2 separate regions of the Mus musculus genome follow, and region 1 is linked to region 2. A link is a loop called in an ENCODE intact Hi-C map of the cell type or tissue named here. Cell type or tissue: gastrocnemius. All regions are shown on one strand. Each heading gives the region's core, and the rest is flanking DNA. Links, peaks and the distances in the headings are about the cores only. Region 1 overlaps 6030469F06Rik (RIKEN cDNA 6030469F06 gene). Region 2 holds the start of Lamb1 (laminin B1).

Region 1 (15,549 bases), core at 3,088-11,087, 79 kb after region 2:
AGTGTCTGGAATAGGCTTACACATTGAAATCTAGGTTCCCATTGTAGCATTACTAAAAAGTAGGGATTTTGAGAAGTGATTGGCTCAGGAGGCTCTGCCTTCATCAGTAGATGACTCCATTGGATTTATAATTTGATGAGAGTTATTGGAGGTGATAAAAATTAGGAGGCGGGGTTTGGCTGGAAGAAATAAGTACTAGGGGTGTGTCTTAGAAGGGACTAATGTTTCCCTGGGCCCCTTTCTTGTCTCTCTGCTTCCTAGCCACCATAGAGCGAGTCCTGCTACTCCACGTCACCCTCACACCATTTTGGTCTGATTTATCTGAGGTCCAGAAAAAATGGAACCAGCCAATTGTAGACTGAAACCGTATGCCAAAATACACCCTGATTTTCAAGTTATTTTGAGAATTCATTACAGTGGTAAAAACTAACGCATGCAGCACCAGCAGTTTGTTTTTGTGTTTTGTTTTTGTGTTTTGTTTTTGTTTTTGTTTTTGTTTTTGAGACCGGGTTTCTCTGTATAGCTCTGGCTTGTCCTGGATCTCACTTTGTAGACCAGGCTGGCCTCAAACTCAGAAATCCACCTGCCTCTGCCTCCCAGGTGCTGGGATTAAAGGCATGCGCCACCACTGCCTGGCTTGAGCAGTTTTTTATTGCCTCTTTTCCATACCTTTCATGAGACAGTGAGCTGACCCTCAAAATAGCTGTCAGTGGATACCTCTCCATTTCAGACTGAGTTCACTCTTAAGGAGACATTTGACAAAGTTAGGACACATTTTTTGGATGCCACAAGGGAAACTCCTTTCCCTCCACACAAAGACTTATCCAGTTCCAGATCTCAGCAGAGCTGTAGCTAGGTGAATGGCAGATTATATACCTGTTTTGGACCCACACACCATTATCTGTTCAGAGAGAAATACCTTGGTTAGAGTTCATCCAAGCCCCCAAATTCTAGGATTCCAAATCCATGTCTTGGACCACTGCCCCAGCAGGCTCACTCCAAGTCTCCCAGTGAATGTCCTCATTGAATATTCACCACACTGAATGGTCTGATTCTACCATGTCAGCAGACCGCCGTGGGCATCTAATTATTGGCTGATGGGAATGCTGTTGTTTGGAGTGGATGCTAAAATTGATCTATTAGCCCACATTCCAAAAGGCATCTGCAGGGCTCACAGTTGCTCAGCACAGCCATTTAGGACACTCACCCAGGGCCCCATTGTGCAGCTGTGCGAACATGCTGACCAAGAGCCTTTCACACACAGCTGGGAGCTCTCGAGGTCCCACCCCCGAGGCCATTTCAACACAGTTCTGCTGCTCTAACTCAGCTACATCCTGCTCGCTGCCGCAGAAATCCTCCAGCGAGTTGGTGGGAAAGAGGCCAAGCTTTTGAGATAATGAGAAAAGAAGATGCATGTTCAAACTCTGCTGTCTAAGAGTCTCACTGCATAAACAACTGACCTCAGAGTCATGGCTCAAGAAGACACTCAGCCCAGTCTTTCAAATTGTCTGCGACTTTTATAATTTTGTGATCTTCGGTTACTCAAGAAATCGTTAGGTGTTTACAGTTACTAGTTCATCATGGCAAAGAAAATAAAAAAATTCATATTGACTTGCTTTTTATTATATTTTTACTTTCCAAGCCGACGAAGCATCTCTGTCTTCCACGTGTATGTGTCACTTGGGACTCACATCAGCCTGCCTTTTCCTCCACGCTTGCTTCCTTGGTGTCCTTTAGTTTATGTCTCTTGACCAATTGTTTCTGGATAGCTGCAGAGCTACATGGACCCAGTTACTTATTGGTTGTCCTATAAGCACCAGCACCCATGCATGTCCAAGCCTGCTTTCCGTTCTGTGCACACCGAACATAGAATCTCCCTCCTGGAGATGCTGTGTCAGGTCAGCAGCATCACTACCCTGTTGTGTTGCTGAGTAATGCCATCATCTACTGAGTTCTGAATGGAGAATTCATTGGTTAGCCTTGACCCCATTGGTCAGTGATGTGCCCCATGTCAGCCACAGTTCCACTCAGTTCTTCATCTTAAATCTCTCTAGAGTATAACTTACTCTTCACCCTCTTGCTACTTTTTTAGAGTGGTACCCATAGACATTCTAACGTCTTTTTCCCCATCTGCTGGTTCTCTATGTTACCATCACAAAAGTCCTATCCAAGGTACTTTGTTTAGATAATCTACTGTACTTGGTAAAACCTACACTTCTCTTCCCGTACTGTGTCTGAATCTCCATCCTTTAAGCCCAGAGCTTCTTGGTATGGGAGGAACTTCCATCTGGAAACATTTTAGAGGATCACCGGAGTGGTTTTGGTCAGCACAGTACTAGGGTGTAGTGAGTTATGCATTTAGTGGATGGGAATCAGAAATACTAGACATCCTCATAAAATGGAAAATGATCTCATGCTCTTACAGCTTGTAAATGTTCCATTGAACAAGCATAAAGGAAAAAAAAAAGCCTCGACAGTACTGTGTCACTTGAGAGACTAAGCCCATGGTTTTAAATTCACTAACACGTTTACAGTACACCTGCCTCTATGGCTGTCCTCATGCTTAGCATTTACATTCATGAGCATATTTTTACTTCATTATATCTTCTGGTATATTTATGTTTCTGTATGTTCTCTGTTTATAAACTGTGTTTCTTTTATTAACATCAGCCTCCAGGTACATTTAGCTCTGATGCCCAGTGGGACAAGATGGAAGTCTTACTGCAGTTGAGGCTGAGTCTTGGATCCTTGCTCTGCTCTTTCATCTCCCTTGCCTCTCGTTTTTCTGGAGTCACGCTCTCAATAAGCCACATGCCCTTGAATCTCTGTCTCAGCCTAAAGCATGGATCTAGAGCTTCTTTTGATGTTTTTCAGAGCTGGCCAAGACAAGCTGCTCTCTTAATTTTGATTCATAGACTAAGGTTTTTCCATTGCTACTTGTAAGAAAATGATTGCTTTAAAATGAACCAGATGAATATATTATAAAACTAATTTCAAATTATCTACTTACTGCACCTATCAAAACATCTTTTAAATAGTGATCTCTCTCTCTCTCTCTCTCTCTCTCTCTCTCTCTCTCTCTCTCTGTCTCTCTCTCTGGTCTTGAACTGAGAACTCTTTGAGAGCAAGACCTGAATTTTACACAATGCAGTGCTGGGACCATACACATTCAGATAATAAATCACATATCATGATGCTACGCCATAGTCCTTGGAATGTAAATAATTAGAGATACTCAGGATCTGGATTTGAATAACTTTGAGTGTCATGATTGTCAATAATAATATCTTCTACAGGCTTACGACTTCGTTAGTTTTCTATCATCCTCTCTCTCTCTCTTTTAAGTTCCCTGGGTGGTGTTATTATTTATAAATTTTATCTTTAATATTCATTTTATTTATGTCCCCATGTGTATGCTTGTTTGTTCATGGAAGTCCAATGAGAGAGTCAGATCCCCTGGAGTTGAAGTCATAGGCGGTTGTGAACAGCCGGGTATGGGTGTTGGAATCTGAACTCTGGTCCTGTGATTCAGCAGGAAAACATTCTTAATTATGGAGCCATCTCTCCAACCTGGGTTCAACCTTTTAGACTGAAATTTCCTCTATTTTTTGTAACTCATAAACTTGTTAATAGGCGCAGTCCTAGGTAACACTCCTCAGGGAGACGGCAGATCTCATGGGCAGGGAAAGCATCATTGTTTGAATTTCTAACTTGAGAATTCATTCCTACCACAATACAATGGAACCTCATGTCAACTATCAAGTGGTATGCAAGCCTGAACCAGTTTGATTAAGGTGGTCAGACAAAATACAGATCGCCCAGATAAAATACATGCCATGGAAACTGAATATATTTTTTATATAATTATATCTCTTTTTTAGATTTATTTATTTATTTTATGTATGTGAGTACACTGTAGCTGTACAGATGGCTGTGAGCCTTCACATGGTTGTTGGGAATTGAGTTTTAGGACCTCTGATCACTCCGGTCAACTCTGCTTGCTCAGTCCCTGCTCGCTCCAGCCCAAAGATTTATTACTATACATAAGTACACTGGAGCTGTCTTCAGATGCACCAGAAAAGGGCATCAGATCTCATTATGGGTGGTTGTGAGCCACCATATGGTTGCTGGGATTTGAACTCAAGACCGTTGGAAGAGCAGTCAGTGCTCGGTTAAGCTGAGCCATCTCACCAGCTCTATATAATTATATCTAATGTAACATTTTAGACATAGACTAAAATTTGTCATTTTAAAATTTAATTTATTTTTTTAAAATTTGTTATTCTTGAAATTAAATTTTAACTGGGTACAACTTCTGCCTCCCTTCCTCCCTCCTTCCTTTCCTTCTTCCCCCTCCCTCCTTCCTCTTAAAAGATCTTGTCACTCTACTATAGTTTAAATGGTCCCCAAACATGCCTTGAGGTTATGATGGCTGAAACTTGTTGAAATGGCATCCAAGCTATGTATACCTGGGTTAATGTGTAAGTAGAAATACAACTGAGTTCAAGGATTTAAGTGTTTGATCGTTAAAATTGAACTTTCAAGGCATAATTTATAAAACTTAAGTATATAACTCATTAACTCAGAGGTTCACACACTGCCCAGTTATGGCTAGATAGTGAGTATATTTGGCCTTGAGGCTGTAGGGTCTCTGTGAAAACCTTTAACTCTTCTTGCAGTCAAGAAGCCAATAAGGTAATATGTAAGCAACTGGGCCCAAGTTCTGGCAAAACTCTCTAGGGCGAGTGTGATAATTAAACCATGAAATTAGAATATTCCCACAAACATTCAAAAATGCAATTTCAACCAAGCAATTTGAACTTTTTCTACAAACAAAACTTACTCTAGGTCATTACTAGGGCGAACTGTAATATCCAATCAACACTAGCTATTTGGCAGTTGGGATAATTAAACAGATACATTTCTACTACTGAAGAACCATTCCGTTAGAGTCTGGAAGTAGCATTGTAATAGAATTCTGCTGAGATACTAACAGAATCAGCCAGGATGTGAGAATGAGCACCGGATCCCCTTCCAAAGGCGGAGAAGAATAGAGGTCTTACACTATGGCACACCTTGTTCTAAACAGACTGATGTGGGAAGCAGAATAGTTCTGTGTTTAAAGACATAGTTCTAAAGTCTAGTGACAAAAGTACAGAGATGTTGCCCAAGTGGCCACAGCACCCGGTAGCATCCCACCTAGGCTGTGAATGGCTTCCCTGTGGAGCCCGAGTGAGGCTAAAATCTACACTAGCTGGGGGTTGGGGAGCATTTTGATGATATATTAATGGCCCCTCTGGAGTTCTTCCATGACTGGGCTGAATGACTTCCTTGGAGACAATATGGGACAGATACTTTCTGTCCTAGCTAACATGCTTATATCAACAGGGTCTCCTTCCATTTTGCTATCATCTCCAATGAGGCAGAATGAGTGACCTTAACCTCAGTAACTTTCCCCACCTTGAGTCTAAGCTACAGAGAGTCAATTGACTGTTTCGGGTTTGTAGCATTTATTACATTTCAGTGCCATCAGAGGAACAGAAAGGGAAGCTAGAGTTAGGCTATCTCTGGGCTGCAATCCTGGATCTGCTGCATGATGGAGATTCTCCTTAACTCTCTCTTCATCTCATAAAGACCCAGTCAACATCTTTGAGCTGTTAGGAACATTAAAATACTGAATACAGAGTAGTGTAGCACATAGTACGTGCATGATAAGGGGGCTACCTCCTTGGATATTTCTATTTCCGCATTTACATATCCTTGGTTGCAAAGCTGATATGTGGTCCAGCTCCTCAGAGAGGAGCAAAAAGAGAGGCAAAAGCCAGAGGTACTCTTTCTGACTTCCTACATGTGCAGTGTTTGCTTCCTTCAGGAGTGTTGACTATGACCTGGATAGTTTAGTCAGCTGTGGACTAAACAGGAAGGAACCAAAGAATGTCAGACCAAGGGTACAGGAAACAAGTCCCTCATCGTCATATAGTATATATCCTCATATACCGCACTTACAACAGATAGTGCATGGAGTTGAATTTGCAAGTATTAGTTTGCTTATAATGATGTTGGAATTGAAAACTGTCAGAGTGATTCTCTCCTACAAGTGTAGATTGTGATCTATTGAGGAAGAACATTTTCCCCCTGTCTGTAGCTCATAGGCCTGGGAAAACCCCTAACATTCTTGTCAGGTCTAATCATCAACACATCTCTAAAAGATATGATGAGTTAGCTAATCATGGCCATCATCAGCTCTGGACTGCAGAGCAAAGGACAACAAGCTGGAATCCCTCAGAAGATGTTATATATACACAGGGGTAGGGGGACCACGTGCAGAATAATTAGCTACGATTTGGAAAAGGTTTTGATGCTGTTGTTGGTTTTATTTTGAGATGCCAAGGAGAAACTTTATGAACAAATATATGTATTTGCTCTTTTCAAATGGATCTTATGCTCATTTGCCTTTCATTTATAAGAGAGGGGACTGTGACCTGCCAAGAGTCTCAAAATGGGTCACCGGCTCTGGTCACGTGATGTGCAATGGCTACCTCCAGAATGTGGTCTCCTGAGGAGCCTGGAGGCCTCTAAGACCACTCCCACAGGAAACAGGGATGCTGCAGGGCGAGGGTTGGATGTCAGATCAGCACAGAAAGTGTTAGGAAGTTCTTTTATCTAATTGGCATCTATTCTTTCTCAGCTCTCCTCCAGGAACTGAGGGGGTGTGAAGTTTGGTAGGAGGGCGTGAGAGGGACCATCTGCTTAAGAGTCTCTGGCTGTAGGGTAAGATCTGAATACAAACAAAAGACTCTATTGACAAACCTCTGGTTGAAAACCTTTACACACATGTTAGTGATTAATTTCTTTTGGAGAAAAAAAACCCCAGGAGGGAAGAGTTTATGTTATTTTTGTTGTTTATTACTGTTACACAAACATCCAGTGGCTACTTCCTTCAGCCTGTCCTCTCAAACCTATCACTCCAGCTTCTAGCTTCTCTTCCTGGACAAAGTGCATGTGCACACACTGTGTGCAGCTCCAGCCTTGGTTTATAATGCTTCCCAGATGTACTTCTTCTTGCAAATCAGTTTCTGATTACTCTTCTAGCAAAGCTGATATGGAAACAGTTCAGGAATATGTTTCTCTCTGCTTTCTCCCCCTGGGAGGTAGGAGTTAATGTGTACCTGGGCTTCATGGTGAACAGCTGCGGCGAAGTCCCCGGGGGGAAAAGGAATATTATTGATGATAAATCTCAGGCCAGCCCCAGGGAGAACCCTGACAAATCCAAGTCCAGTCCACATAACTGGGCTCCCAGGTGGTTGGGTCTCACAAAGCAGTGACAATAGCAGACATCTGGCCAAAAGTCACAGGGAAGAATGTAAATTGCTTACCTTATAGTCAAGGTCTGTAAAAGCTCAGAAAGAAAAAAGAAAAGGATTTCCTGGAGTGTATATGATGTATCTGAGTCACAGACCAATTCTTCTAACCTGGATTCGGTCCAGAGGCCCGGCGAGAATGATGTGCTCAAGCCTCAGCCTTGGAACCTGGGTTGCTTTCAAGGATGAAGCTGAAAGCAGACGCTGTTCACTTTAACTGACTCATGCACCGATGCACTGAGCGTGTTCCATATAGACAATCATGGTTTTCTCACAATTGTGAAATTCTGTCCAAAATATGGAGGGAAAAGAATACTCCTGTGTGTACTTTAGGGATTCTGTTTGCATTACAAGGAAATAACAGACATTCACTTGTTTCCCTGTATCTATTCTGTCCAAGCATTGAGAAAGGGTACCCCTCTTCCATCTGCCTCTGGGCACATAAGCACAGAACTCCTAACACACTTGCCAGACTCCAACTCCTGACAATCTCTATACTGAATGCGAGCCCGGGGCCATCTAGACCCTGGAGATAATAACACACATTAATTATCTTTGTGTCCTCCCCACCGCAGATACTCAGCCTCTGCTCAAATTCTGCCTCACGCAACTCTGCCTGTGTTCCTGCAAGAGCTCCTGGGTGTTCTCTTCTTCCCGTCCTTGGCCCGGTCTGTATTCCACACCGCTGCCAGCAAAGCCTTTCAAACACGTCCTCTTTGCCAACAGAATAATACTCAAAGTATTTAGACTGGAGTTCAAGTTGCTCTGTGATCTGCACGGAGCTGCTCTCTGTCTGGAGAATGCTTGTTTGGTAACAATTATGCATCAGCCTCTGAACAGGATATAGAGAGCAGACCAGGGCCTTGTCACAGAGTGAAGCAGAGTCCTGTATGGGAGACAGAAACTTAAGTAAAAATCTGCCATACTGGCTCTGAGAGGTCAGACCTATATTTAAAGTCAGTCCTCTGTAGTGTTTTCCAAACATGAGGAGTATTAGTAAGTGGTACAGGAGAGCCCCTCTCCACCCTTTTGTCTTGATGGGTGCACTCATGAACCACTTGCAGCTAGCTACTTGCTCGTTGTGGTCCCCAAATAGAAAGCTACACACTTTCATCTCCCTCTAAATTCCCTACAGTCCCTGGAGAGGCCCGTAGCCAATGATTGACAGATAGAGGGCTGGCCTGATGTCTCAGGAAGCAGGATGCCTGTCTAAAGATGTTCCTGATCACCTGAGGACTGAAACATGCTCGTTCATCTATGACGTCTTACTGTGTTAGTTTTTTTTTTTCTTCTCTTCTTTCTGTCATGGTATAAGTCTAAAGGGTCTGGACAATCCTGACATCCTACAAAATATTACCCTGATCCCTTAAACTGAGAGATACTGAAGTGAGTCTATTGGCTAAACATGTATCTGTGTGGAATATACACCAACTGCCAATGTAGATATAAACACAAACTCTGTAATTCTGGTGACTCTGCATATGAGTAGAAGGTTCTTATGTTTCTAGTCAAGATTAGCAGTCACGGGATACAAAGGTGAATGTCAAAATCATGGTAAGAGTACACAGCAGTGGGTTTGAGCAGAGGCTGAGAGTGCGATGCCAGTTCCCCCTTTGTGTGCCAATACCACAAGTGCCCCCTTATCTTAAGAGTTTCTGTTGGCTGCTGACAGGCACCTCTTCTGGAAGGCTCTCTGCTCACAGCCAACTCCTGGATGTGAGAATGCAGCAGGCCAGCTCCCGTGCCTCATAGAGGACAACTCTGCTGTGTGACTTATGCTTTCACTTCCCTGAGAGATCAGGACTTAGCTAAACGTAGCCGAAGATCCCACCCTTCCCTAACTTTCCCCTCCTCATTAATCTGCTTCCAACATTCCCTTGTAAGATTTTTTGATGAATGATTCGCTAGTAAAAAAAATATGCATTTGAATTCCCATGAAAATCTAGTGGATTCAGTGTGACACTGATAGTATGTGTGTGTATTTACAAACACACACACACACACACACACACACACACACACACACACACACACACCTCTGAAAAACCGAAAGAAAGCTCATATAAAAATATGACTTTATTATGTATTCTTTGATTGTAATCAACTTACACAATTGACTCTGTGATTTACTTTCTAATAGATATCATTTCCTGTTTGATGAGTGCCCTATGTTACCCCTCAGATGGAAGCAATTAATTATATACATATTTTAAATTATTTATTTATTTATTTATTTATTTATTTAATGTATATGAATACACTGTAGCTGTACAGATGGTTGTGAGCCTTCATGTGATTGTTGGGAATTGAATTTAGGACCTCTGCTTGCTCTGGTCAACCCTGCTCGTTCCAGTCGGCCCCGCTCACTCAAGTTGGCCCCACTCGCTCCAGTCCCTGCTCGCTCTGGCCCAAAGATTTATTTATTATTATAAATAAGTACACTGTAGCTGTCTTCAGACACACCAAAAGAGGGCATCAGATCTCATTACAGGTGGTTGTGAGCCACCATATGGTTGCTGGGATTTGAACTCAGGACCATCAGAAGAGCAGTCAGTGCTCTTACCCATTGAGCCATCTCGTCAGCCCAATTAATTACATTTTCATGTCAGAATACAGAATACCAGGGAAAGACATTTCTGAATTGAATATAAGGGGAGTTATTTTATGTCAGCTACACAGAGATGGCCATTTCTGTCAAGAAACAAAAGATGGTTCCTCAGAACGGGTCTCTCAGAGTGTTGTCATGGACTATCTGGGCCAGAATCATTTTGGGGTACCTGGTCAACATGCAGATTTCTTGGCTGGTCCCTGATTTCCTGATGCAGCATCTGTGGGGTAACTTTAAACATCCCCGCCCCCCCCCCCCCCCAGAGCAAACCTAGTACAAGAAGAGGACCAATGGCCTGTGCCCCAGGGGTGAAGAGAGAAGAGCAGTTCTTCTTCTTCCCTCCCGGAGAATCCCAGATTGAAGAGAGAGACACTTTCAGCCCAGGGTCAGAAAGGTTCATGCGGTGTCGCGTGAACACAGAAGCAAGAGTAGAAAGCAAATTCACCACACTGGTGCTCACAAAGTTGGGAGAAGGAAGGGCCAGGAAGGCTGAAGCATCTCTCAGACTCTTAGGCAGCGTCTTTTTCCTTCATCTGAAGCCCCACGCTGCCTGCTGCCTACCTGTTGGTGCACACGGTTCATCCCTCCACAGAAATCTTAAGGACAGGCTTCACGTGCAAGTGTTCTGTTTTACCCGTTCAGCAGTTTCAGCCACGAGGTCTTTCACTTTTCACATAGGGGCACAGCACTAAGGCAGGAGGGTGGCAAGTTCCAAGCCAGCCTGGGCTACACAGTGAGATTATCTAACAACAAAAATCTTTGACGGTATATATGCAACTGTTTCACAGGCTTCGTTTGTTAGCAGGGTAGCCCCGTCTGCTTCCATTTGCTTCTGCAGTGTGTCAACTTATGCATATGCACACAGAGATGCTCCAATATTTCTGTGTAATGAAGAAACAAATGAGCAAACAGGCCAACAGAGGCTGTTACTCTGAGTGAATTATGTTTAGATGGCCAAGTATAATTTGGGCCTTTTAAAGCCCTTGAGTTCAGGGTCCAAGGAGGTTCTGGGTATCACACCAGCACTGACCAACAATCATTTTGGGGTCTACAGCACTACCCTAGGGCACATAGTACCCTCTTCTTTCTCAGCTTGGAAGAAAGTCTTTCCTTACAACCTCTTGCAAACCTGACAAGGAATTGTAGGTTCAAAGATTGGACACCTCACAACTCCAGAACCTAGCTTTAGAACTTTAGCTTTGAAGAGAATTAAAGCTATGGTTTCTCCAAGACTAGTTACTCTCAACACAGTTCTTCCTTCCCTCTGTCTCTCTTTAGAAGGCGTATCTGAGCTTCCATGGTCAGCATCTTCAGGGCCATGCCGAGTTCTGAATGCATGAACCTGCTTTTCATTTGTGGTACAGGATGAGAGCCAACATGGCTTACCCAGCTCTCGTGGGCCCAAGGGCTTGGTTTCCAGCTTTCCTTTGGTGTTATATTTCCTCTGTCAATCCTGAAATAATTTCCTTGTTGCTGGAAATATGCATTACACATTGGCAAAGCTGTTGCTAAGATCTTATAAAGAATACAGATGCCAGTTTAGCTAACCAACTGCACCAGCCATATCTTACTTCAAGAGTTTCAGCCATGCTATTGTTTGTCAGGGAACTACCATTTACTCAGTAGCCCCAAGGAGTCATGCAGGAGGCCCATGTTTCTCTGCCTCTACCTCTATGTCTTTATTCCTATCTATCTCTGTGTCATCTCTTTAAACTATTTCCTCTGTAAAACTGAGAAGGTTTTGGTTCTTCTAATGTCTTGTGCTATTAGCAATAACCTAAATAGACAAAATATTCAATTCTTATTTACTGTGGCATTATATAAAATAATACCATATATATAATAAAACAATACCATACATATATGTATATATCAGGTATTTACTTAGTGTGTGTGTGTGTGTATACATGTCACAGAATACCTGTAGAGGTCAGAGAACAACTTGAAGGAATAGATCCTTTCCTTCTACCATGTGGGTCTCAGGAGCTAAACTCAAATCATCAGGTTTGACAGCAGGCACCCTGGCCCACTGACCAAGCTTGCTCGCCCTTGTACCTGATTTTGTGGTGCTTAAAATGGGCATCAATGCTGTGCTTCTTCAACGCTTTGTCCTTGAAGAGTGAAACTTCAAGGACAAAGGTGGAGAAAACATAAAATATTTGGGGTATACAGGTTCAATGAATTCTTACATATTACAACTTTGGATGGTCTTCAGATCAGTTGCTATTTGTTTTTTGTTTGTTTGTTTGTTTTGTTTTGTTTTGTTTTTGTTTTTTGTTTTTTGTTTTTTTTTTGTTTGTTTTTCGAGACAGGGTTTCTCTGTGTAGCCCTGGTTATCCTGGCACTCACTTTGTAGACCAGGCTGGCCTCGAACTCAGAAATCCGCTTGCCTCTGCCTCCCGAGTGCTGGGATTAAAGGTGTGCACTACCATGCCTGGCTGCTATTTGTTATTATGGCTTGTTGATTCTGTTCTTACAAACTTCTCACTAGGGGCAGGAGAGATGGCTCAGAGGTTAAGAGCACTGACTGCTCTTCCAGAGATCCTGAGTTCAGTTTTTCAGCAATCACATGGTGGCTCACAACCATCTGTAATGGGATCTGATGCCTTCTTCTAGTGTGTCTGAAGACAGCTGCAGTGCACTCATATAAATAAAGTTAATAAGTAAAAAGAAACTCTCAAAAGAGGCTAAGCCTCAGTTGCCATTTTTACTAGTCAAACGTCATTGGAGGAATGATGTCTATGTACTTCAATTTCCCTAAAACTACAGATACCATGGCTATTTTTTTATTGATATTTTATTTATTTACATTTTAACTGTTAACCCCTTTCTCTGTTGCTCCTCTGCAAACCCCCATCCCCTCCCCCTACTTCTCTGAGAGTGCCCACTACCCACCCACCCACTCCTACCTCACCATGGTTATTTTTTATACTATGTTTTGGTCATTCATCTGCCATCCTAGCTTAAACTTTACGATTGCCCTGCTTCCAGGCTTTGCCACCCTGGGTTCAGTGTTCACTTGATCCATGTCTCATTGTCGATGTCATAGGACTTTTGTGTCACAGGCATCTCGCTCATTCAACAGGAGTGTGTGGCCCTGAAGTCAGATGTGATCTGCCTCTGAGGCCCTGTTTACTCAAGCGTATCACTGTTATGACCCTTAACCGTGTCCTCTGACCAGCCTCTGACCTTTGTGATGAGGGCTTTTAGGACAAGCCACGTGGGATTTCTTTATCATTTTTCTTCATTAACTATGTTCATCTTGTAACATAAAATTGACCATTTTTCTAGCATTATGCAGAGAAACCTATATTATGGAATTAGCATTAGCACTATACGGTATTAAATTTTATATTTTATCAAATGTAAGCAATATCAGTTTTCTGTGACTTTAGGCTGGATTTTCTCCACATAAAGGTTGGTGGCTCGTTCTCCATTCTTCTGTTTTAAGTCACTTCCAAAAGAAAATAAAGTAGGACCTCTTTATACTACACAGGCATCTTGTAGACACTGTTAAAGTGTAGACCTGACAGCGTGTCTTAGATGGGGCTGCGCTTCTAATGAGCTCTCTGGTGATGTCTGTGTTACGAGTGCACACACATTCTGTATTCTGAGCCACAGGGGCGTGTGTGTGTGTGTGTGTGTGTGTGTGTGTGTGTGTGTGTGTGTGTGTGTTTCACAGTTTCCTGCCACACCTCAGAGCTAGAGTCTTTGTGCCATGAGTCCATTGAAATGTTCTTTTTTCCTTTTTTTAAAAAAAAGATTTATTTATTATTATATGTACGTACACTGTAGCTGTCTTCAGACACGCCAGAAGAGGGCATCAGATCTTATTACGGATGGTTGTGAGCCACCATGTGGTTGCTCGGATTTGAACTCAGGACCTTTGGAAGAGCAGTCAGTGCTCTTACCCACTGAGCCATGTCTCCAGCCTCCCATTGAAATTTTCTAAACAGAAAAATGATGTGCTTCAGTGTTCTCCAAACACTCTAGCAGGAGAGTGAAAAGAAGTCTGCAGTTATGCAGAAGGAAGTAAAAGTCTTATTCCTATCTATCAATCTATCATCTATAATATATAAAACATATAAATAATATATAATATATCTTACATATTGTATATAACTACTAAATTATAAAATATAGTCATACTTATATATAATAATATTTAAATTCATATAAATATAAATGCAATATGTACTGTATAATATAAAATATAATATGATATATAACATATAACATATAACACATAATACTCCCATGTATAAAATATAGATATAGTCTTTCATAGAGCTACCAGGAAAGCTGCTTGCAATTCTTGGCTCTCCAGTTAGAGTACTGAAAGGACTCCCTCACTGTTGTCTTTGCTTATGTCCATTTGTATTTCCATCTCTGGTGGTTCTCGGCCACCTCTGAACTTAAGACTCTTACTCCCATCTGCATAACTACTGTAGGCTCCTTGTCTCTTTCCTGCTCGAGTGTTTGGAGGAACACTGAGCACATCATCTTTTTGCTCAGACAATGACATGGACTTGAGGCACAAAGACTAAACTCTAGCCTTGAGATGTGGCAGGAAACTGATTGTATTTTTTTTTTCATTCCTTTTTCCCTCTTAACCCCATGTTCTACTTGTGAATCTACCAGCACCCTGAGTTTCCCCTCTAACACGTTATTTGTAACTTTCTCTAGTTAATCTGTTGTCCTAGTTGACCTTGCTGGTCAACTTTGCACAGGTAGTCAAGTGAAAGGAACAGCTCCACTGAGGAACTGCCTGAGGGAAAAGGCATCTCACTGTAGGTGGTGCCATTCTAATGCAGGAAGAGAGCTAGCTAAGCGAGCTAAGCGGGTGTCAGTAAGCAATGTTCCTGCATGGCTTGTTTTGAGCTCTTGTGTGAATTTCTGACCTGCCTTCTCTTAATGAGAAACTGTGACCTGGGAGCATAAATTAAAGAAATCCTTTCCTCTGCTATGCTGCCTTCCGTCAGAATGACATGTCAGCAACAGAAGGGAACTAGAATATCTATCTTTATTTCCACCATCAAATGTCTTGATTTTCAAGTCTCTGGCCTAACTGTACTACTGAGGTTTGTGGTCCATTTGTACCAACAGATCCAGATGACTCAGAAGTCCAATATACATATTGTGTGCCTTGTTTTGTGGTCCTGTCCTCATCTTGTTCTATGTAAAGATACTACTAGCTGGAAAAGAACTTCCAGGGCCAAGTACCCTAACTAAGCCCTTTCTATACTGTCTTGGGGTTCCCCACCATGCACAATGTTGAGAAACATCTTTATGGTTTAAGATCCAGAGGATTGGTGCCAGATGTGCCTGGATGTCAGTCCAGCCTTGCTGCCCACCATCATCTGACTTTGGCCATGGTTCTTATCCTGTGAATGTTTCCTTCATCTGCTTGATAACACTTAGGGTGACTATTAGATGTGATAATATAGAGGGAGCATAGAGCTTTGAATAAATGGAAGTGTCACTAGAATTATATCAATGCAGCCAACACACCAGAAAGATGTGTCAAATGAGCGAGTAAATCACTGAGTGGTACCCAGTTAACTTTTTTTCTATTACAAT
Region 2 (14,393 bases), core at 1-8,000:
ATTTCTCACTTTTAAACTTACTGAACTGTCCAAAATGATCCAGAAAACTATTTCTTCCTTTCTTGCAACTTAAGATCAAGAGTAAAATAGGGCATTGTTTCCATAAGCTACTAATTTAATCAAAATTAAATGTCTCCGCTTACATCTTGATCTCTGTGTGCAGCTTCCTCAGAAGTCACATGCAAAAGAGGTAACGGAGAGTTTTTGCTGACATAGTGCAAAAGGAAAGGAAAGGAAAACAAAAACAAGAACAAAACCCAAAACTGTCTGCCTGATTTTCTAAAGCCTACGTGAGGCAGGAACCATAGATGAACAAACGCATCCTGAAGGACCAGGTTCTTAGCTTCTGCTTTATCCAAGGATGGTGGATGGGGAGCAGGCTGACCTGCAAACTGCTCAGAGTATCTGGGGCAGGAAGTCCTGTGCTGGGATCACCATGAACGGAGGGCACTTCTGAGGATCCCACATGAGCACAGGCTAGAATGAGGACAGACTTTGGTTTCCATAGAAGTAAATTCATTTCTTGTTTTCTTTTTTTCTAAATGGGAGCCACAGCCACTCTAGGGTAAGATCTCTCCTCTTCACAGCATGTCACAGTGAACCAAAAACAACACTTAGGACTTCTGTTCTCATTTGGAGCTTGGCTCTGTGCCTACATTTTCTAGAATACTGATTATTTTTACATCTAAAAATGATGTTAAGCATGAAATAGCTACAGACCAATGCACATCTTATAATCAGAATTTAGTCAGAGATAATACAATGCCAATATAGACTGTACTTTAACATTTGCATCTATTTAATTAACTTCTCACCAAAAGATGGGGGATGGGGCAGGACCCCTGGGGCAGTCAGGGCTGGGGTACAAAGGGATCAGGAACTACAGTACCATGTTTTCATTCTCTACTCCTCAGTGTTTCACAGAGAGGGGAGATCCTGAGATCTCAGACAAGCATTCTACAGTGTCACAGCTAATCATACAAACAGGGGAGTCTGGCGCTCCTTGCTTTTAAGTGAAGTTTTCACTGTGGACGAAGCTGATTTCAGGATCTGGTGACTCACGGACAGAGAGCACTCTGACCTCTGAAGTAAATGTTAGCAAGACATTTTAGGAGAAATGAAAATGCTAACATTAGAAAAGGTAACATGAATTGCCTTCATTAACTTGTAGTCAAGGAAACTTGTTCTGAAGAACAATTACCAGAACTACAAAAAAAAAAAAAGTTTAATTATAGCCTCCCTCTAATCAGGAGGAAGCAGTCTAGACAGCTCTGGATAAACCTGGAAGCAAAGGAGTGGAATCCACTTGGCCATGTTGTGACGCCATTATATTACATGTGCAAAGCCCAGGTCACCCACAGACTAACACCTGTTACTGTCAGAGGCCCCATTCCATTTCCAGCCTCTTTTTATTTTTCCCCGGAGAGTGAGGTAGGGGTGGTGGGAGGACGGTGGTGGAGATAAAACTCACATTAGCTCTTATCTAAACATGGCCAATGAAATCTAAAACCTGAGACCACTTTTAGAAGCATATGCCCCTCATTAATTTCATTTCCGTCTTCCACTATGATGATGCCATGACAACCAGGGCATTTTTCAGTAAGGAAGTATGTCTGATCCTGACTGAATCACCTCGAAAAGACTTCAGCGCTTGGGGCGTCCTTATACTCAAGCCAAAGATGGAAACCCAACACCAACAATGCAAGAAGAGAACTGAACCATCTACAATACACAATTTCAAAAGGGTTTGATCAAACAGTATAAATAACAACAGAATAAAATACAGGGGACCGTACAGGGCACAGGACAGAGGCTAAGCTCATCTGCAGCCCCGGGCTTCTCCTACTGATGGTGGTGTTAGGTGGCAGGAAATGTTTGGCGGGTGCGACTGTGCAAATGGAGATTGGGACTGAGCTACTGGCTTCATCCCGGGGCTCCTCTGCTGGTTGTACTTCCTATCTGGATTGACAGCAGGATGTGGAGTCTCCTGGGCAAGCCCCTTTGATCGGCCAGGAGGAGGATGCAGCCCACAATGCATTCTCTAGACTCGTGTCTTACCTGCAGGTGGCTAACAATACAGTAGGGCTCTGGTTTGTGCAGTCCACATGTCGAAGTCACGGAGAGCTTTTGCGCTCGGCCGATGAGAAGGTCGCCAGTGGCAGGGTAGCAGCTGCCTTCTGCGCAGCCATAGCTGAACTCCGGTTCCTGAGCGCACACTCGGGTGCCCCATAGGGCTACAGAAAAGAAAAGCAACAAGGTTAGGAAGAAAGAAAAAAAAAAAAAGCAACCGACAAGCCAGGGCAAAAGAAAACAGCAGGAGGGGCAGACAGAGAGGATTAAAAAGAAAGGAGACTACATAGAAAAAACACGGTGGAGAGATAGGCGCAGAAAAGGCCTGGAAAGCTGGGACAAGGAAAAGACAGAAGGATGAAAGAAAAAAAAAAGACTCAGAATCGTCATTAGGTTTGACTAGCAGTCAGCTGAGCGCAGCACCCAGAAAATACAACTGACTTTTTTGTCTACTCTGATCTACCCCTCTATGAAAGGTGGACAGAGTGATCCGGTCACTTCGAAGTGCCTGGACCAGGGCGCAGTGAGGTTGACCCTGCCAAGCGCTGCACACCCGCTAATGAAAACCCGCGTGCACATGGCAGTGCGCGCATCCTCGGTGTGAGTGTGGTTAGTCTGGGGGCGGGGGGGGGGCACAAAAATATGTCCGCGTGCACGCGCCAGGGTCACCGGCGATTGCGCCGGGTGAGGCACCGCGTTTGCCACAGAAGCCCTGAGCTAGAGACGACTGGTGTGTCTCTGTAGTGGCTTCAACGCTTCGCCATTCCAGCAAAGCACCCGGCCCAACTGTTCATGGTGCCACCCCGAGACAAACAAGGATGGTTAATTAAAGCCACATGGCTCCAATCTGTTCCCAAGTCGAAGCCTGCTCTGGGCCCCGACACTTTTGTGCGTAATTGGTTTTTCCAGGACCCTCCGCAGTCTGCCCAGCCACAGCAGGGAGCCTGCCTTCCGCAGTGGGGAAACAGCGTTTAACTGGTAAAAGGTGCAAAGCCCTGGAGCGATCACCTCGGAAACCTGCAGGAGCGCGAGCTCTGTGCGCAGAACCCAGTGGATGCGGGTCCGCGGAGCTCCGCGTGCGCGGTCCCTGGCCACCACCGAAGCGAGAGCGGTGGCGATCTCACGGCGTCATTTCCAACCACTCTCTCTCCCCCGATCCCCCAAAACTGCCTTCAAAGCGGGGGCAAACCGGTTTGGGGGTTTTCTTCCCTAATGCCGGAGCACACCCCTCCCCCCAACCCTTACTGAGTTACCTAGGACACCAAAGGCGAACACCTGGAGCAGCCCCATGTCCAGTCCTCGCAGACGAGGGGACGCGGCACGGGAAGGAGGACGCAGCAGGCAAGCTGCCTGTCTTTTCTTCGGGTCTTCCTTTCTGGAGAGGTAGCGGGGAGAAAAGGCAAATGTTGGGAGAGAGGAGAGGGGCCCTTCCATTTCCTGCCGCTCCCACGGAAGCGGGGGCTGGGCCCAGGAAGGGGGTCAAGTCGCTTAACTACTTTGTTCTCCTCACCCGGCTGGGCGAGCGCTCAACCCGCTCCTGGCAGCCCACCGGCCCAAAGAAGGGAATTAGAAAGTTTCGCCTAGGGAGGAACCGAGGGAGGCGTCTCTGCTCATGCGCACATGGAGAGCGGGGGCGGAGGGGGCGGAGGACAGCAAGTTGGCTAGGGGTGGGGGTTGAGGTCCAGGTCCCACCTCCCCAGGCGCCTCTTTTGTTTTAAGGCAGCGTCTGCTGAAGCTGTAGGGCATTGGTACTTGAGTTCCCAGCGTGGGCTGGCGGGTCCGTTTCTGGGCGCGCTTCCCAAGTGGAGCAAGCTGGGGAGGGATGCGTCGGGGCTGGTCCCGGAGGTAGGTGTGTAGATCGGCCGGCAAAGGGGGCCGGTAGGACCTACCGCGGACTTATACATTTACGTTTATAAGAAGTGAGTCACGAAATGTGCCCAAGGCTAGGAACTCTGGCAACTAGCGCTAGAGGGAGGTGAGCTAGGTTAAGCCCTTAGAAAAAGGGTCAACCTGTCTGGCTCTTAGGAACTTGAGCTCCTATAAGCATCCTTACACCACGACTCAGGATCAAAGAGCTAGAGCTTTGCGTGGGTGGGTGCTACATGTGTGGTGTCTTCCTATTTCATAGGAAGGACACCAGTGGCTGCACATTCTTTGCGCACGAATTTATTCGGGACGTACCTATAATCTCTGGTACCCAGGGGGTTATAGCTCTGAATTCTCTTCTGTTAAAATATACACAAAATAACCTGTGTTACCTGATCCCGGGTAATTTCTTGAATTCCTTTTCCCACTTCACGGTGGAAGGGTTGACACAGCCAGGAAGTTGGAGATTTTTGATGAGACACCCTTCTCCACACTACAAACAGAATCCTGCAACCACCTTAAGCACGCAGGGAGGGGAAATGGGGGGGTGCTCTAAGGAAGCCTCTCATAGCGCTTCAAGGTTAAGTGGGGGTAAACAGAAGGTCTCTGTCACTGGGGAAACCTTAGAAAGGAAAAAGAGCTTGGGGACCACAGACCCCAAACCTTTGTAAGAGCCCAACTTGTCTGCCTTAAGTGTTCCTTAGTCTGACCCTGGAATGAGGGAGCTTAAGTCAGCTGTTAGACTAGTCAGGTGTGATTGCTTTCCAGCCATCACAAGGAGAAGGGATTAAGCGGCTGATTGGTCAGTTTTTAACTCAGCTGAAACGAAATTGGGCCTAGGGAAGTTTATAATCATTAGACCATAGAGTTCGCTGTTCTTGGAGTTTAGAAACCTGTGTTAATTATTCTCCAAATCAGCCCTTGCCCCGATGCAGTTTCTCCAGTATTTGGCCCCGCAGATGCTTGGGATTCCCAACGGCTGGCTGCACAGCCTGCAGGGATTGAGAGTACCCTACAGTCGAAAGGGTTTCATTCTGCAATGGGTGTCTAATAATATAATGCCAACCTATGCTCCTTGCTCAACCTTTAGGGCCATGAACTAAAGTTTTATATTGGTTTACATCTACCCAAGTTGCAGGTGACATTCAACTCCTCTTTTCTTCCTTCCTTCCTTCCTTCCTTTCTTTAACACTTTGGTGGTTTTTTTTTTTTAAAGATTTATTTATTTTATGTATATGAGTGCATTGTTGCTATCTTCAGGCACACCAGAAGAGGGCATTGGATCCCATTACAGATGGTTGTGAGCCACCATGTGGTTGTTGGGAATTGAACTCATGACCTCTGGAAGGGCAGTCAGTGCTCTTAACCACAATGCCATCTCTCCAGCCCACAACTCCTCTTTTCTGAGACTGGCTTTTGCTACAGTAGCAGACAAGTCCTGCTGGCCCCCTGCCCCTGGTCAGTGAACTCTCTCTTTATAAAGGGTCAGCCACCTTCAACACTCTCAAGAGACTGGCTGCTTTCCTGACCACCTCGCTCACAGGAACCAACACTACTAAAAACAAAAACTAAATAAGGGTTTTTGCGCTTGCGTGTGACGCATGTGCGTGGGGGCCATCGGTTGACATCTGGTATCTTTCTCCGTTATCCTCCTTATTTATTGAGACAGTGTCTCGTTGAATCTGGAGCTCACTGAGCCCACCTCAGACTTGCCTCCTCTTCTCTGCTAAGAGCAACATGCTCATATAAAAAGCTGCTGGATCTCTTTCATCTTAACTAGCCGTGAAAGGAGCCCTGGAGCACCGTGCAGCCCCTGTCTTCCATTCCTTCCTCTCTGTAGCCCAGGCTCTTGTCCTTAGGGTTTCTGCTTCCTCACAGCTCCACCTCTGCCCCACCACAATCCTGCCTGCTTCCATCTCTACCATGGCTCTTAGCTTGTTCAGCTGAATGCAGTGCAGTGCAGTGCAGTGTACACACACACACACACACACACACACTCACACACCCACGCCATGGTCCTCTTTGTCCCTGTAGGGACATATGCTTCAAATGACCACACCCTCCCTCTTTGAGACTCCTCCGTCCGGGCGCCCAGGACACAATTCGGATGCTTCTCCCAGGATTTGACCTTTTCTATTTCTCTTTGCCATCTCTGATCCGGTAAACACCAGTGTTCCCCAAGGTCATATCTTCTCTATTTGCCTCCATTCACACACGGTCATCCACATCCAGGGGCTCCACCAACTGCCCTTGTCCTCCTCTCTGTCCACATCTGTATCCTTTATCTGACTCAGAACTTTCTAACAGGCCACCAAGTGGCTCCACTTTGCTTATGAACAGGCACGTAAAATTGATGCACAACCGAGCTCATCCTTCCACCCACCCTCAGACAACAAGATGAGTTAACTGTCATTTGGAGTATTGGTGCCGTGGTTCACCCCTTACCTAGAAAGCCGGGGACTTTCATGTGTCCTGGTGTGATTAGCAGGGAAACAAACTTGGAACTCCGTTATTGTTAATAATGACAGTGACAGCAGAGGGTATAAATAACATGTCAATGAAGCCAGCCCAGCTCGCAAATCATGGATACATCTCCTTCAGCAACTCCTTTGACCTGACCATGAGGTCCTGCTCTGATTTCCTAGCATCTAGCTGCCTCCCCAGCCCCCCACCCCCAGCCCTGGCATTCTTATTTCCAGATCCTGTCCTCTCCAGTTAGCTCCTCCCCAGGACTCTCAGGAGTCTTCAGAATCATAGCCTTCATCATATCATTCTCTTGTTTAAAAGCTATAGTGTGTGTCCTCATGACTACTCATGTGCCCTCTATGGTGACGGAGTTGCACGTCCACTTGGCTTTTTGCACAGCCTTTCCCTCTTCCAGCATTAAGCCAGATGCAGTGTTTGTGACCCAATGCTCCAACTATGTGCTTATGCGCTTATCTCTCCCAGGAGACAATGAAGCAAGGACAAGCACCACATTTTCCCCCACCCACCCAGACACTGGCCAGCACACCACCAGGTCCACCAGAGAGGTGCTCAGTAAGCAGGGTTTGAATCAAAGTTAAGACTAGTCTCTGTTGTAAAAACATCCTTAATTCATATATGTCTAGTTACCTACTATGAATTTGTTTCTAGTAGGAGGACGTCCCTGCCCTATTGAGTTCATTTTAGGAATACTTTCGAATTTTACACATGAACAAATTCTTGCAGCTTAATAAAGTATATACAACTTCATTTTTTTTTTCCTGAAAATGTTGCAAGTTTGGGAGGAGTGGCTATCTTGGTAATCAGCCTGCTCAGGGCTTCACTCTGGCCAGCTACACTTTCATTCATACCCACCCTGGAGAACTCTCCGATTTGGAATGGGCAGGTGGGATTGCAGATTATTGCCTATTATGTCTGAGAAAATATGGGGCAGGTATCTCCTGGAGGCACGTATTATTCCCACTTGAAACACTTCCACCCAGAACCACTTTCCAGGTCATCTCATTTCCCAGGATTTAAATGCCAAGTGTGCATCATCTTACATTCTGATGAACAGTGAGGCAGCGAGGACTTTGCATTCAAGGCTTTGATCTTTAGATCGGAGAACCTGACTATTTACATAAGCTTGTTCTTTAGAAAAGTATTTGGATTTTGGCTACTTTGAAAATTAGATTGAAGTGTATTTCTGGAGATTCAGAATTGAACCCCCCTCCTTACACACACACACACACTGTGTAGCCCTGGCTGTCCTGGAACTCACTTTGTAGACCAGGCTGGCCTCCGACTCAGAAATCCGCCTGCCTCTGCCTCCCGAGTGCTGGGATTAAAGGTGTGCGCCACCACCGCTCGGCTCTTAAGTCTTATATGTCTGCTTTTACAAGAAAATAATATGAATAATACCACTTTAGCTGATTAAGGGAAAAAACAAAACCAACACTACCTGACTTAGTTCATTGCAGGAATACCAGATTTCACATACAAACCAGTTCTTGTGTATTGTGCTCCTACAACTTCCTCAGTTCCTGAATGTGTTGCTGCTTTGGAAGGCAAGAGTTGGGTGTCTCAGAGTACCTTTGTGCATACCCCTTAAAGTGTTTTGAATAAGAATGGCTTCCATAGACTTAAGCATTTGAACCCTGGGTCCCCAGTTGATCCTGTCGGGAGAAGTTTTGAAAGTATGGTCTTGCAGGAGCAAATATATCTCTTGCGATCCCATAGCCTCACCCTGAAGAGAGAATCTCTTGTACTGTATGGAAGCATCACCTGTCAATAAAATGCTGTTGGCCTATCAGCTTAGACAGAAAATACAAAGATGAAAATGGAAGTTGTGGTACAGAGAGGGTTTCTGGGAATAGAATCAGATGTGAAGGAGATTTGCCCCAAACTCTGAGGAGGAGACAAACACGTGAAACTGAGAAGAAGATGACCAGCCACGTGGCATGCTGAGAAGAGAATAAAATAGATCATTGAGATATGATCTAGTCAGGGAATAGAGCCAAAGCTTTTGTCTAAGCGTTTATTCATGTGTGAGAAGTCTCAGAATCATTATTTCTAGGAACAAAGTGGACAGGTAGAAAGACATGAGGTGACAGGTGGCTATAAGCACATTATCCCACTTCCAGTTCCCCCTCTCTACTTCCTGATTGGGTTTGAAGATGTGATTTCTCAGCTTCCTGATCCTACGGCCATGCCTGCTGCTCGTTGCCGAGGTCCCCACCGTGACAAACTCTTATCCCTCTGGAACCCTAAGCCAAAATAAACTCCTTTTTCCTTGGTCATGGTATTTCATCACAGGAACAGAAAAGTAAGCACTCTGCCCCCTGTATACTATGTAGATCAGCACTCCACAGTTCTGTACTAAATGGTCGTGTCCCCCATAACTCTTTGAAGACTATGTCTGTACTTTGTCCAACTTTGCTTTCCCATTAGGGAAAGGGTTCTAGTGTATTATAGATATTGAATATCATTTGTCAGATGAATAAATAAAATTGAATAGCCTTTTGTTTTCACTGCTTAAAGACACACAGGCACATTACTGTTACCCTCTGTCATAGGGAAACTACACCAGGGGGTCATGGTACACAGTGCGATAGACTTTATAGTAGAAGCTGTTGTTTGTGCTTGTGTTTGTATTAAGTCGATTCCTCTAGTAACTTCCCTTGGATTGCCATGAGGGACTAGTACTCTCCATTCCAACCTAAATGTTCCAATGGTGGCAATGGTGGTCAGCCATTACCACCTCCCTCCTTCCCGTGAGTGGCTCAGAGATGGCTGTGATGCTCACATTTTTGCAGTGACTGAGATTGTGTGTGTGTGTGTGTGTGTGAATTCCTGGGAAGAAACTGCCTCTTAGTCCCTGTAACTTAGAGTTTTGTGGCTGTCAGCCTGCAATGGAGGAGGCTGCTTGAGCTTGGGTTAACACAGAAGGAAGCAGGTGTAGCTTTAGGACCACCTTGAAGTGTCATGATTTCGCTGTACCTAAGCCAGATGTATTCCCTAGGCTGAGTAATATGTTTGGATGTATAACGGGGGAGTGACAAATAAATTTGGTCTTAGCTTAAGATTTCGGCAGCTTGCTTTCTTTAAACCAGCCACTGAAGTAGCTGCAGATTCCATCTAAGCTTTGAGGGCTTTGGTAAGTCTACATACCCATTGCGTTTCACTTACAAGAAGATGGCAAGACCCAGTCCAGAGTAATTTTCTTTTATTTTTGTTTTTCAAAAAAAAAGATTGAATGGGGGCTGGAGAGATGGCTCAGTGGTTAAGACCACTGATAGCTAGCTCTTCCGGAGGTTCTGAGTTCAATTCCCAGCAACCACACGGTGGCCCACAACCATCTGTAATGGGTTCTGATGCCCTCTTCTGGTGTGTGTCTGAAGATAGTGACAGTGTACTCACAAATGTAAAATAAATAAGTCTTAAAAAAATAAATAACCAGCCACCCGCCACTGCACCTGACCAGTATTGTTGGCTGGTGCAATCCAGTGGTGAGCTGACAGTAAGCCCCAGCTTTTAGGAAACAGGGCTGTCCTACATGTGGATGGCTCTGTGCCGAAAGCATGGGAACAACCTAGCGATAGGTAAAATGGAACCATGATCTCAGAAGACAGGGGAAGCTGTAAAAGGCCCTGTGCTTTCTTTCTGCAGTTAAACACAGTGGGAACATTACTTTTGATGAGATTGCCAACATTGCCCGGCAGATGAGACACCGGTCTTTGGCTAGAGAACTTTCTGAAACTATCAAGGAGATCCTGGGTACTGCACAGTCTGTGGGCTGCAATGTGGATGGCCGCCACCCTCATGACATCATAGATGACATCAACAGTGGTGCAGTGGAGTGCCCAGCTAGTTAAGAAGCAACAAGAAAATATTTCAATAAAAGACTATCTGATAAAAAAAATAAATAAATAAATAAATAAATAAAAAGAAAGTCCAGTGATAGTCCCAAAGTGGGATCCAGCTCAAGGGGAGGTCCCAAGGCCTAACACTATTACTGAGGCTATGAAGCACTCACAAAAAGGGACCTATCATGACTGCCCTCTGAAATATCCAACAAGCAGCTGAGTCAGATGAAGATATTTGCACCCAACCAATGGACAGAAGCAGCTGACCCTGTTGTTGAATTAGGGAAGGCTGAAAGAAGTTGAGGAGAGGGCAATCCTGTAGGAGGGCCAAAAGTCTTAATTAATCTGGAACCCCCAAGATCTCTCAAACACTAGACCACCAAACAGGCAGCAAACATCAGCTGATATGAGGCCCCCAACACACACACAGTAGAGGATTTCCTGTTCATTCAGAGATGATGCACCTAACCCTCAAGGGACTGCAGACCCCTGGGAGTTTAGAGGTCAGGTAGAGTGGGGAGTGGGGACATCCACGTGGAGACAGAGGAGTGGGGAGGAGGTATGGGATGTGGAAAAGTCGGAGGGTGGATGGGGTGGGGGGATAACATATGAAATGCAAAAAAATAAATTAATTAAAAAAAAAGAAAAAGAAGGATTGATTGATTGATTGATGCATCTGTGTGAGTGTGCAGTATGTGTGCTAGTACTGGACCCTGTGTGTCCATGTAGATTCTACATTGTAGAGAGTAGAAGAAGCTGCTACCCCCTCCAGCACTCTCTGCCTGCTAATTTGAGGCAAAGTCTCTCTCTCTCTCTCTCTCTCTCTCTCTCTCTCTCTCTCTCTCTCTCTCTCTCTCTCTCTCTTCCTCCCTCCCCCCCCCCCCCAGCTCAGAGCTAACATTTTTCTTGCTAGGCCGGAAATTATCAGGCCCTAGCAATTCCCCTGCCTTAGCTCTCCACAGGGCTGAGGTTACAGGGATGGGCTGGAGTTGGCTGGAAATTGGAAATGTGGATCCTGAGGTCTGAACTCCTGTTTTCCTGATTGCACCACAAGCTGAGCCATCTCTCCAGCCCACCTTCACATCTTCTACCTAACAGTAGATTCTATCACCCCCAACCCCAGCTGAAAGTTCTAATCTTATGTTTACCAAGAACACCATAGAAACCCTATTAATGGGGGGCGAGTTTCTTCGGTTCTCTGTTTCCTCTTTGGTTGTGGATTTGGGCACCTGGTTGCTGAGCTGGCTCTTTAGAGATAAGTCACAGGGTCTGATGTCTAAGGTGGGGCTGGATAGCTGGAGGAAGCTCTTTTAAGAACAACTTTAAAATAGATTCATAGCAGGATTAACATAAATGTAGCCAGCTGAGCACTTAAGACGTGAATACAACTATCAACCCTGCCTTCAAGGTCCCTAGGTTCTATCTTTGCTTTTATTCAAAAGAAACTCACCATGTTTACTGAAAAACATCCTCAGGAAATCGAGCAGGCAGCTGAGTATTAATTCCATGTCGGATGCTAGGTTTTGTAGAGGGCAAAAGCAACTTAAGATGAAGTTTAGTGATGCTATCTTTTAAAACAATCCACCTAGATTTTTATTTTAAGGGCCATTTCCAAAATTTTTATTCTGGTTGATGTGGCCTGTCTTTCCCAGTTCTGTAAGATTCAGAAACCCAATAAAAGCCAGAGGAGAGGAAGCTGCAGTTTCATATTTCCTGTATTTAAAGTTTGTATTTTTCTTTAACTCTGCATTTTAATCCAGATTCTGTCTTTACTTGAAAAGCCAAGGCCCGGCTTCCCATAAGCACCTGAGTCCTCCCCTCCCCAGCTCCCCACAGCTCCAACTGCACAGGGTAAGTACTAAGAAATGCAAACAGAATTTAAAAAGAAAAAAAAAAAAAAAAAAAAACCCTGCCTATGGTTTAAACTGGTTGGGCTCAGGGCATGTCTTTGTCCTGGAGGCTCAACGTGACAGGTTTGTAACCCAGAGAGTAGATTAGACCCATGTGGAGCTCCGGGTTGTTAATTATTACCTAGGCTCATTCAGGAACTGGATCTCATTGGCAAGATGAACACTGTGCTAAGTATTTGTGGCTTCTCATGGAACACATTCTAATTCCCAGTCTAGAAATTGTTACCTGGGAGAAGAGGATCTTGGCCCCCATTGTGTTTCTGAAGTGATGGAAATGTTAGTAGATGCCGTGTCCTTTCTCAGTCATGGGTAGTCCTGTGTCCTTTCCCACCTCAATGTCCGTAGCCATCTAGGCGAGTCAAGACTAACCACAGTTCACCTGAAAGAAAGGTCTATCCCTCAGGAAATCCCTCACAGGTACCCTGCTTGTTCTTGCTAAGGCTGCTAATCAGACCGAGGAAGCCCAGCCCAGCCCGGCCCAGTGGATGCATTTTTATCACATCAGAAAACAGTCACTCCTGTGTTTCACTTCAGGATTAGGTGCTGTTTCATATATTGGCCTTCTGCTATCCCAGGATGACGCTGGGCATGCTGGTTCTCTTCACCATAGCTAACAAAATTCCTCCACTCTAGTGAGGGTTCGGGACTCACTGACTTCTAAGTGGTTCTGTTTAGAGATCATCAAGTGTGGTCAGCCCAGAATCCAATCATCTACAAAGAGGTCCCTCCCCTGACCCAAGAGTGTGACGTCATCTCTATTTGGCTGATCTTTAGCTTTGGAAGCTCTGCCGACCTTGCTAGCATCATAGGTCTACAGTAAGTGGCCCAGCTAGCATTGCTTAGGAGCCATTTCTTCAGCACCAGTAACTTTGCTATATACAGTGGCAGAGGGTCTACTCATAAGCAAGACCAGATTTACGTTAGTGTGTATATTACTGGGAAAATAAACAATGGCTCAAGGCGAAGATTACCATCTTAAAAAGTAATGTTAGAAAGTAAATATTGTTTCCAAACCTAGGATTTCATGCATGTTAGGCAAGGACATGACTAGTGAATTAAAAACAAACATTTATACAAAAACGTGATGATAAAAGAGACCCATTAAGTGTCGAGGCCTTTCCCTTGCAATTTCGTTTTTAAGCAGGGAGAATGTATTTGTCTGAATTGGTAAAAATCAAAGAAAAGTTCTAACAAGAAAGTCTGTTTTGAAGTAGAAATATCTGTTCTTCTTTGAAGGAAGTAGGCTAAGTTCTTACTCTGAAATACAGATCCAAAGACCCATGGAATTAAAAGGCATCAGTCACTAAGAAGTGCCCTCACGTCCAGGCACATCAGCCTCCTTATCTGTGAAACGGTACAAAGTTCAGATTCCTTCATCAGGGTGCAGGCCGTTTCTTAATCTCCCTGAGGTCTCCACATTCCCCATGTATCGGCCTCCCCTCCCACCCAGATTTACCTTCCATTATGGCGAGTAGTATTCACTGCTTGCAAAACTAGAACCCTGCTTCCACTCTTCCCAACCCTTCCTTGTGAACTGCCTTCTTTCTTGCCTAGCCAGTTTCTCCTTATGTCACAGCCAGCCTAGCACTGATGGCTGTTTGGCTGTTCACGTGCAGGAGCTGCTCAGTCCTACACCAAGCAGAGTAAGGACCTGGTCACGTGCTCATTGGAGGGAAATGTTCTGGGCAGTTCTAGAACAGATGAACCATAAATCCGGGAGTCTTAACCTCTGTTGCTCGCTGTGATGTCCCTGGCGCTAGCACAGGAGCACTACAGCTGCACAGTGAGGATCTGCCGACTTACCAGGTATTGTATGAATACGGTTTTCCTGTGTGTTATGTTTTAAGTGCCCTGAGAGCATCTTAGAATAGACAGTGCTGTACACAGGGCTGCGGCCTGAGAGATGCTTATCGGGTATTTGTTGAAAGCATTCGGGATGAGGAAATAAGTGCCTTAATGGCTATGGCCATTAAGTTTTTGGAGAAGCCTTTGACAGATGAGTCTTTCCCCAGAACACATCATAGCAATACACGGGAATAGTTTTTAATGCATAGAGCAGATTCACTTCATGTCATAGGATACATGAAAGACAGATTGTTTGCTCTGGTCAAGATACATGAGCTGCTAATGTGTAAACTGTGAACTCAACATACATTTGTTCAATGATGACTCGGTACTGTAATGAAGGGAACATAGGCTCCACGAAAGCTACTAACAG

What was found. A loop is a pair of places that touch in the nucleus more often than their neighbours do. Peaks named below come from ENCODE experiments on the same cell type or tissue, not always from the same donor. Only the 100,000 strongest peaks of a DNase experiment are listed, where the experiment ranks them.
Region 1: a loop joins it to region 2, with 2.0 times the contacts of the local background. A loop is called at or near these places in 9 of 42 quality-filtered maps.

What each region holds. Positions count from the first base shown.
Region 1 is chr12:31,177,261-31,192,809 of GRCm38, reverse strand. It overlaps 6030469F06Rik (RIKEN cDNA 6030469F06 gene), which reads right to left. Exons shown (of 4, transcript NR_102715.1): 4 at 6,888-8,247. Among named protein-coding and RNA genes, the nearest start is that of 6030469F06Rik, 16 kb to the right of the region's middle. In gastrocnemius, for the core only: no CTCF peak of the experiment used is centred there; DNase peaks (open chromatin) are centred at 7,509 and 7,999; H3K27ac peaks cover 1,292 bases.
Region 2 is chr12:31,254,532-31,268,924 of GRCm38, reverse strand. Lamb1 (laminin B1) reads right to left here and starts at 3,632. Exons shown (of 33, transcript NM_008482.3): 1 at 3,324-3,632; 2 at 2,059-2,234. The coding sequence starts at 3,360. Gm32899 (a long non-coding RNA gene) reads left to right here and starts at 3,833. Exons shown (of 2, transcript XR_381427.4): 1 at 3,833-3,915; 2 at 10,069-10,289. Gm24613 (a small nucleolar RNA gene) reads left to right here and starts at 9,863; the gene lies at 9,863-9,992. In gastrocnemius, for the core only: no CTCF peak of the experiment used is centred there; DNase peaks (open chromatin) are centred at 2,128, 2,668, 3,016 and 3,748; H3K4me3 peaks cover 4,061 bases; H3K27ac peaks cover 2,628 bases.